Linked DNA regions of Homo sapiens: region 2 is linked to region 1. Evidence: chromatin contacts called from ENCODE Hi-C or POLR2A ChIA-PET data. All regions are on one chromosome and are shown on one strand. The core of a region is the stretch at or near the end of the contact, and the rest is flanking DNA. Distances in the headings are between cores, read along the strand shown. Region 1 overlaps SH3BP4 (SH3 domain binding protein 4). Region 2 has its middle 140 kb from the start of SH3BP4.

Region 1 (3,525 bases), core at 461-2,960:
AACAGTGGAACCATCTCGGGGCCAGGGTCAGCACATTCCAGAGGGAAAAGCAGGGCTTTGTGCAAGAGTAGGTGCGCAACAAATGAATAAACAGAAAGGACTTCTCTTTCCTTACAATCTTTATGGCACTTTCTCTCTGTGCCATTTGTTTGGAAATTCATCCCATTCATAAAAGACAGCTTTGTCCTTGGGACTTCCTGCTTCCTGGATCTTGCAAGCCTGAACCGTCTTCCAGGAAGCTTACTAGGGTGCCCTCCACAAACATGCGAGAACACAAAGGACCTCTGAGCAAGAGCCCGGCCACACCGGCTTTGGCCCAAGTTATGTAACATACCAGGTATCACTCCAGTCCAGAGCGGCTCACAAAGTCCTCTGTGTATGTGTTATTGCATTATTCAACCCTACGGATGGTAATTTAAGATCAAAATGAACAAGGGACAGGCAGTTCTGTTTGTCCTTCCCATGTCGTGTGGAACAGCCTTGACATCCTAAAGCCAGGGCTCACGACAACCAATCCGGAGGATGGCTCCCACTCAGTGAGGCACACCCAGTGCTGGGCACATGCGTGCACATTTCCACCTGTTGCACCCTCACAGAAATGCCGCGAGGCAAGACTTTTTATGGCTGCACTGCATGGGTCCACGGAACCCAGGGACAGAGGGGCTCGGTGAGCTCGAAGCTCAGCCGCTGCTCACCTCGCTGTCCACAACCCCGTTCCTGTCCCGGTGGGGAGACTCGTAGGCGTCCATCTGCTGCTTGGAGACCTTGGCCAGCTTCTCAGCCAGCTCCCGCCAGCGCTGGGCCACCTCTACAGCCGTGGTCAGGAGCACAAAGTCCTGGATGAGTCTGACCACCAGGCCCTGGCAGTCCATCTTCAGTAGGGCCTGCAGAGGAAGAGGCACACAGCGTGAGACAGTGTAGGGAGTGGGGCAGGCTCTGCTCCCCGCAGAATTCCAGCAGACGGCGCAGGAATGGCCATGGGCTCTCTATTCTCCATGTTCCCTGGCCTACTACCAAATGTCCCCTGAAATCGATCACTGCCAGGATTCACGGGAGAAAAGAGATGATGTGCAGAGCGTGCCAGGTTCACCAGTGTCTCCCTCCAAAGCCCACATCCACCCAGAACCTCAGAACGTGACCTTACTTGAAAATGGGGTCTTTGCAGATAGAATTAAGATGAGGTCCCTCTGGATTAGAGGAAGTCACCAAGGACTGGCGTCTTCATAAGAAGAGAAAGCAGACAGAGAGGCAGAGAGAAGAAGGCCGTGTGAAGACGGAGGCAGAGACGGGACAGATGCGGCAACAAGCCAAGGAAAAGAAGGAGGGTTGAGCCAGTGGGGCTTAGGAGAGGCAGGCCTGCAACCCCTTCTCCCCCACTGCTTCCAGACGGAGGCCACCCTGGGACCCCTGACTGAGACCTGTGGCCTCCTGAATGGTGACAGGACAGGTGTCTGTTGTTTGATGTCCCTTGGTTTGTGGTCATTTGTCTTGGCAGCCCCAGGAAGCTAACAGACAGGGTGAATATGGATTAGAGTTGTCACCACTCCCACTCTCTGGGGACACCAGAGAGAAACGAATGCATTTCACCAAATAGACACCATAGCCTGAGGCCGAGACGGATGGAGGGCGAGCTGGACCTGCTGAGTGTGCGGTGCTGACATTGGCCAGTTAGAGAGCACCGCGGGTAGAAGGCTGGGGGACTCAGGCAGGGACCACCCAGGGAGAAGAAGACAGAGAACAGAAGAGGCCCTGGTCAGAGACAGGGTGTACCACCAAGAACCACGGTGACCAGGAGATGCACAGACCTCCCCCAGGACTGTGCAACATGAGAAAACGGTTTCCACAATTGGTGGGACTGCTCCCACGTCAAAGCTGCAAGAACTTTCTACTGTGTCTTTAGGACAGGGATTACTAACCACAGAGGAAGTCAGAGGGGAGGTAATAGGACAGACAGCCCTGCTGGGACAGTGAAGTCCCAGCTGAGGCTGGAACAACCACGTGGCCGCCTTGGGACTCAATTCCCTCCTAAAAACGGGGGCTGGATGGGACAGGCATTGAACATATGGCTAATATATCTGGGGGACCCCAGGCTGGGGTCAAACTCACACTTCTGGTTTAAAGAAACAAATCAAATTGGCTAGCACAAGACAGCAGGCCTGCTAGTCCTGTACACTGTGCCAAGTCACATGACTGCCACTGGGTGTCATGCAAGCGACTCTGGCGCCATCCTAATTATAAATGAGGCCACACATGGTTAGCGTGTGGCTCTGAGCCAGTCAGGATGACGTCACCAGGAAGGCAGGAGAGCCGCATGCTGGGTCTGATTCTTGTCTGAGTCTCCTCTGCCATAGAAGGCACAGCTCACCCCCACCCTTAAAGCTTTCTCTCATCCAACAATGGGAAAGGCTTGGCTTCCAGGGCACAGTGGCCTGAGGCAGCCCAGAGACGGTTTCTGAGGCTCCCGTGAGCCCCTGGACAGGCGAGTTGCTAAGAGAAGAGGAAAGTCACCAGTCCTGGCGTTCTTTCTCTCTACGCTCTGTTTCAGCACCTGAGGTTGTCATTTTAGGACTCCAAAGTGTGCTAAAAAACAAACAACCCCCCACCCCCGCCAACCACACCGCTGGTACCGGCGCTCTTTGGCCAACTATTTTGTGCCGATAGCAGGGTCGTCTTGCTAGTGCTCATGCGGTCGGCTGGGCTGCTTACTTCAAAGCGAGCCCAGCTGTTTTAGACTGAGCATTCTAATGTACACTTTATGTTTACCTGGGGGGAGTCTAACAATACAAAAAGGTGACCTTTTTGGCGACTTGTGGCATGCATTAGCCAGAGTAGGTGACTCACGATCCTTCTAGGTGGGCCCCCAGCATCTCAATCCATGGAATTTAAAAAGAACCAGGAGCGACAGATCATTCTGATGCCTCCCTAGATATGAGAGGCTGACAGCTGGCTACCAACGAGGCTGGCCAGAAGGGGGTTTGAGGACCTGGTGGCCGTTTGTTTTTGTAGAAGCTACTAGAAACCCAGGGCTAGGCCAGGAGCGGTGGCTCACGCCTGTAATCCCAGCACTTTGGGAGGCTGAGGCAGGTGGATCACGAGGTCAGGAGATCGAGACCATCCTGGCTAACACAGTGAAACCCTGTCTCTACTAAAAGTACAAAAAAAATTAGCCGGGTGTGGTGGCGGGCACCTGTAGTCCCAGCTACTCAGGAGGCTGAGGCAGGAGAATGGCGTGAACCCGGGAGGCGGAGCTTGTAGTGAGCTGAGATCGCGCCACTGCACTCCAGCCTAGGGGACAGAGCGAGACTCCGTCTCAAAAAAAAGAAAAGAAAAAAAAAGAAACCCAGGGCTTGCTGTGAGCCAGACACTCAGCTCCTCCGCTCCCCAGAGCCCCCCATGAAGCAGAGGCTGAGTTCAACCCACTTTACAGAAGAAGCTGAGAGAGGGGAAGTGGGTTTCACACCGAGAAATGCCAGAGCCAGAGCTGCCTCTGGGCACCCAACCCCAGGTCCTCCCTGCTGTGTGGGC
Region 2 (3,525 bases), core at 291-2,790, 36 kb before region 1:
ATGAACCCTGAGATGTAATCATGGATCAACCAAGACAAAATATTACCTGCTGAAAGAACACAAAGGCACCTGGTGATTTCAGTAGCTTAACAAAACAAGAAAAGATTAAAACTCCACACCACTGGACAGTCAGACTTGCCAGGCGTTTTTCACCGGCAAACAGAGTAGGAGTGACAGGTGAGCTGGAGTCACAGTTCTGGCCATTTCTCCCTGAGCTCATTTGCCGTTCTGCCGTTTCTGCTGGAGACTCCACTGCCGTTTAATTCGCAAACTGTTCTGACCACAGTTTGGCTGCTCAGTTGCTACTTTAAATCTTTATTTTCCCTACGTATAATACATAATGTTAATTAAAATGTTGATTCCCGTGGGATTCACAAATTTCATAATTTAAAAACTTTGTGTAATTTCTTTAATTGGGATTCAAATAATGCTGACCTCCCTGAGGAGTTACTGTACATGAAGCTGAACTAGTAATAAAATTAAAATGTCAGATGAGAGTGAAATATACTTTTCTGCCTTGATACACAGCTGAATACTTGCACACTGTGAATCCAAATATGTTCCCCTGTGTTTCTTCTTAAATTCACCTAGCAAGGCCTCTATTCATCATCTCGTGTTTCCCTGGAAACCATTGATAAGATTTCAAAACACTTCAAAACAATATAACCCTTCTCTAGAGATGTTTCCTCGGTTGCCGAGGAAACCTGTCTCTCAAATTTTGGTTCCGGGAGTGAAGATTCCTATGCCAGGAACAAAACCATATCTAGAAATTTTTGAAGACAAGACCTGCCCTGAATAGGAGGATCTTCAGGTGCTTCCATCCTCCACCCACTGGATTTTGTCCCCTGCCCTCTTGTTAGGATTCCTCACGCCGCCGGATGAGGGGGCTACGAGTTCTCTCCCCTGGAGGCCCAGCCCTCACTCACAGCCTCCTCCAGCCCAGCTGGAGATGGAAACTTTCGGAAAATGTACAGGCAGCGCAGTGTGGGGTAGTTGCAATGCAGTGTGGCACTGTGAGTCTCTGCGTCTCTGTCTCTCTCTCTCTCTTCTCAGTTTCTTATTGTTATCCCAATAATTAATGGAAACCAAGCCTGCAAAACCCGGCCCCACCCTCTCCTGCCCCAGCCCACCTTCCTGCTTGTGGGAAAAGGCCAGGGGTGGAGACAAGGAACGGCTAATGCCACAGGGAGGAAATGAAAGCCGGTTGGGAGAGGGAAAGCCTCAAAAGAAAGAACTAAATTAAAGCCTCTCCCATCCCCTCCAGCCAGGGGTCAGCTCCTCCAAGTCCCCAGGCAACAGAAGTGAATGTAGCAGCTAAGGTCAGCATCTGGTCAGATGGTACAGCAGGGGCCCTAGGAACTGGGCAGGGCCAGGACCACTGAAAGGCTGCCCCACCGGCGGGGACCGGCAGGAGGAGGACAGAGATGGGAACGGGAACAGGGAGTGGGAGAGGCGAGGTGGAGAGAGCTATGCGGAGACCCAGCTGGCCATGTACGCGCAGGAGTGGGCACTTGTCCAAGGCAGGGGTGGGACTTCTGAGTTAGCAGCGTTCACCCGTGCTGGCGGGAGGACCCGTGGGGAGGAGGGGCAGGTGCAGAGGAGGGTGCTCCCGGGATGAGCCCAGGAAGAAGGTCCAGGAGTCAGAGGTCTCACTCTATAGCTCAGGGAGAGAAGGCTCCTTACAAAATGCATGACTCCACTTTTGAGAGAAAGCACCAAGATTTTCAGGAAAGTAAAACTGTGTATAACTCAGCTCCATTGGCCCGAGTTGGATTTGGCATCAGGCATAATGCTTGGTTCCCCCAACTCTTCTCTTAGAAGGGACAAAGATTTGGGGGCAGCATCAGGACTCTCACTGCCTGAGAGGGTAAAAGAGGCCTTTGGGAGCCTGCCTGCTGTGGGGCACATAATGATGACCAGGACATGGCTGGGTCCCGGGGAGAGCCCAGCCCGGAGCAGGTGTGGAGGGGGCGGGTGGGCAGGGCCCATCAGAAATGTCCAGATGACACGAGGCAGGGGTGTGAAGGGGAGCACATCCACTGCAGGTGGGGCTGTATCATGTGGGAAGCAGCATTAAACTACGCCTGAAATCGTATCGACTGTTTCTTACAAATGAGAAGGAAGAAAGACCCCCGCCAGGAACAGCATGGTGGGGGAAGTTGAATGCCCAGGTGTCTGCAGCTCAGGGTCTGTGAAGGTGGAAGCCACGGGGTGGGCCCGAGCAGTTTTAAAGAGCCTGCAGTCACTGTTGATAGGCAGGGGAGCCCAGAAACCAGGCAGGGGAGCACAGAAACCAGGCAGGGGCATGACAGCTGCGAAATGTGCCTCCCTTGGAAAACGTGCAGTATCTTCCTTCTCCCAGAGAATGGAGATAAAGGCAGGATTTTGAGGAAAGGCAGGCAGGTGGAGGGGGATTGTTTGGGTCCATGGCTTTCTGCAAATAAGAAGATGCCTCTGTGGGAAGGTAGGCGGGTCTGTGGGACGCACAGCGTGTGGGTGCGAGGTGGATGCAAGGTGTGGGTGCAAGGTGGATGTCTTAGGTTACACTTGGCACCCACATTCCTTTTATTTGAGATGACGCCTTGCCAGGCAAGCAGGCAGCTGCCCCTTCTACAAGGACAGGACATTCTGTTCCACAGAGAAAAACTCGTTTGATACCACTTCACATTCCCTCCTGCTTCCTCACAGTGCCAGACCCAGGATTCTCCCTCGCTTCTGCATCATCAGTTCCTCCTGGATTGTTTCCATTAGCAAATGCACTAAAAACAAACAAACACACAAAACAACATCCTGGCCCTGTTCACGCCCCTCTGCTGCTGCCTTCACTTTCTTCCCCCTCTGCAGCTCAGCTGCTTGGAGGAGCCGCCTCTGCCTGCTCCTGCACCTGTCCTCCTCCCGTGTCATAGTCTCCCTTTCTTTGCTCGGCTGGGCCTCCTGTACCAGGCTGGATTAACCACAGTCCTTGCTCCCTGACACGCCCTCATCGCTGACCCATGGATGGTGCACATTTGGATTTTTACTTATCTAGTTATTTTTAAGCACCAGAAAATTCACCACCCAAAACAAAACCTCTAACTTTGACAACTACCTTCCCGTATCCAGATGGTTCTCCTTTGACCCTCCTGCATTTCTCTACCTGAGGCTAATCATCGCCTGAGTCCTGGCTTTCACTGGCCTGCTTTCTTTTTCATACAGTTTTATTGCTTGTATTTATGCCAATGAAGACTTCATCTGCCCACTTATCTTTTGACTGAGGCATGAGGTTGTTTCCATGTTTTTGCTAAAACCAGCAGGGCTGCAATGAACATCCTTGTACATGTTTCCAGTTGTATGTGACTGTTATCTCCTGGGTTTTTCTCTCTTCTTTTAAAATTACTTTATCCAGAGCTGCTTTCAGTGCACACATGGCTGTTGTTTTCCACAACAAGTGTATCTCAGCATTTCCCCCATCTCTCCTGTGCTCTCTGCCATCACTGTAAGTGGTCACATGCTCCATCATACATGTAGCCATTGACCTGGTGGCCT

The links. A loop is a pair of places that touch in the nucleus more often than their neighbours do. ChIA-PET counts read pairs that join two places held with the same protein, here RNA polymerase II (POLR2A). Pooled maps may share reads with other maps.
Region 2: a pooled map shows a loop between it and region 1 (2.3-fold over the local background). The contact joins two enhancer-like sites. A Hi-C loop is called at or near these places in 1 of 168 maps with a recorded cell type or tissue (natural killer cell) and 3 of 50 pooled maps. POLR2A ChIA-PET finds 5 or more read pairs at or near these places in 3 of 52 experiments (PC-9, Panc1 and activated CD4-positive, alpha-beta T cell).

Annotation. Positions count from the first base shown.
Region 1 is chr2:235,049,921-235,053,445 of GRCh38, reverse strand. It overlaps SH3BP4 (SH3 domain binding protein 4), which reads right to left. Exons shown (of 6, transcript NM_014521.3): 5 at 696-884. Among named protein-coding and RNA genes, the nearest start is that of SH3BP4, 100 kb to the right of the region's middle. RefSeq lists an enhancer at 210-1,171. Within about 2 kb of position 1,710, at least 23 of the 41 ENCODE cell types and tissues checked have a DNase peak (open chromatin) inside an H3K27ac peak, as active enhancers do.
Region 2 is chr2:235,085,951-235,089,475 of GRCh38, reverse strand. No RefSeq gene overlaps it. Among named protein-coding and RNA genes, the nearest start is that of SH3BP4, 140 kb to the right of the region's middle. RefSeq lists an enhancer at 1,520-2,020. Within about 2 kb of position 1,540, at least 4 of the 41 ENCODE cell types and tissues checked have a DNase peak (open chromatin) inside an H3K27ac peak, as active enhancers do.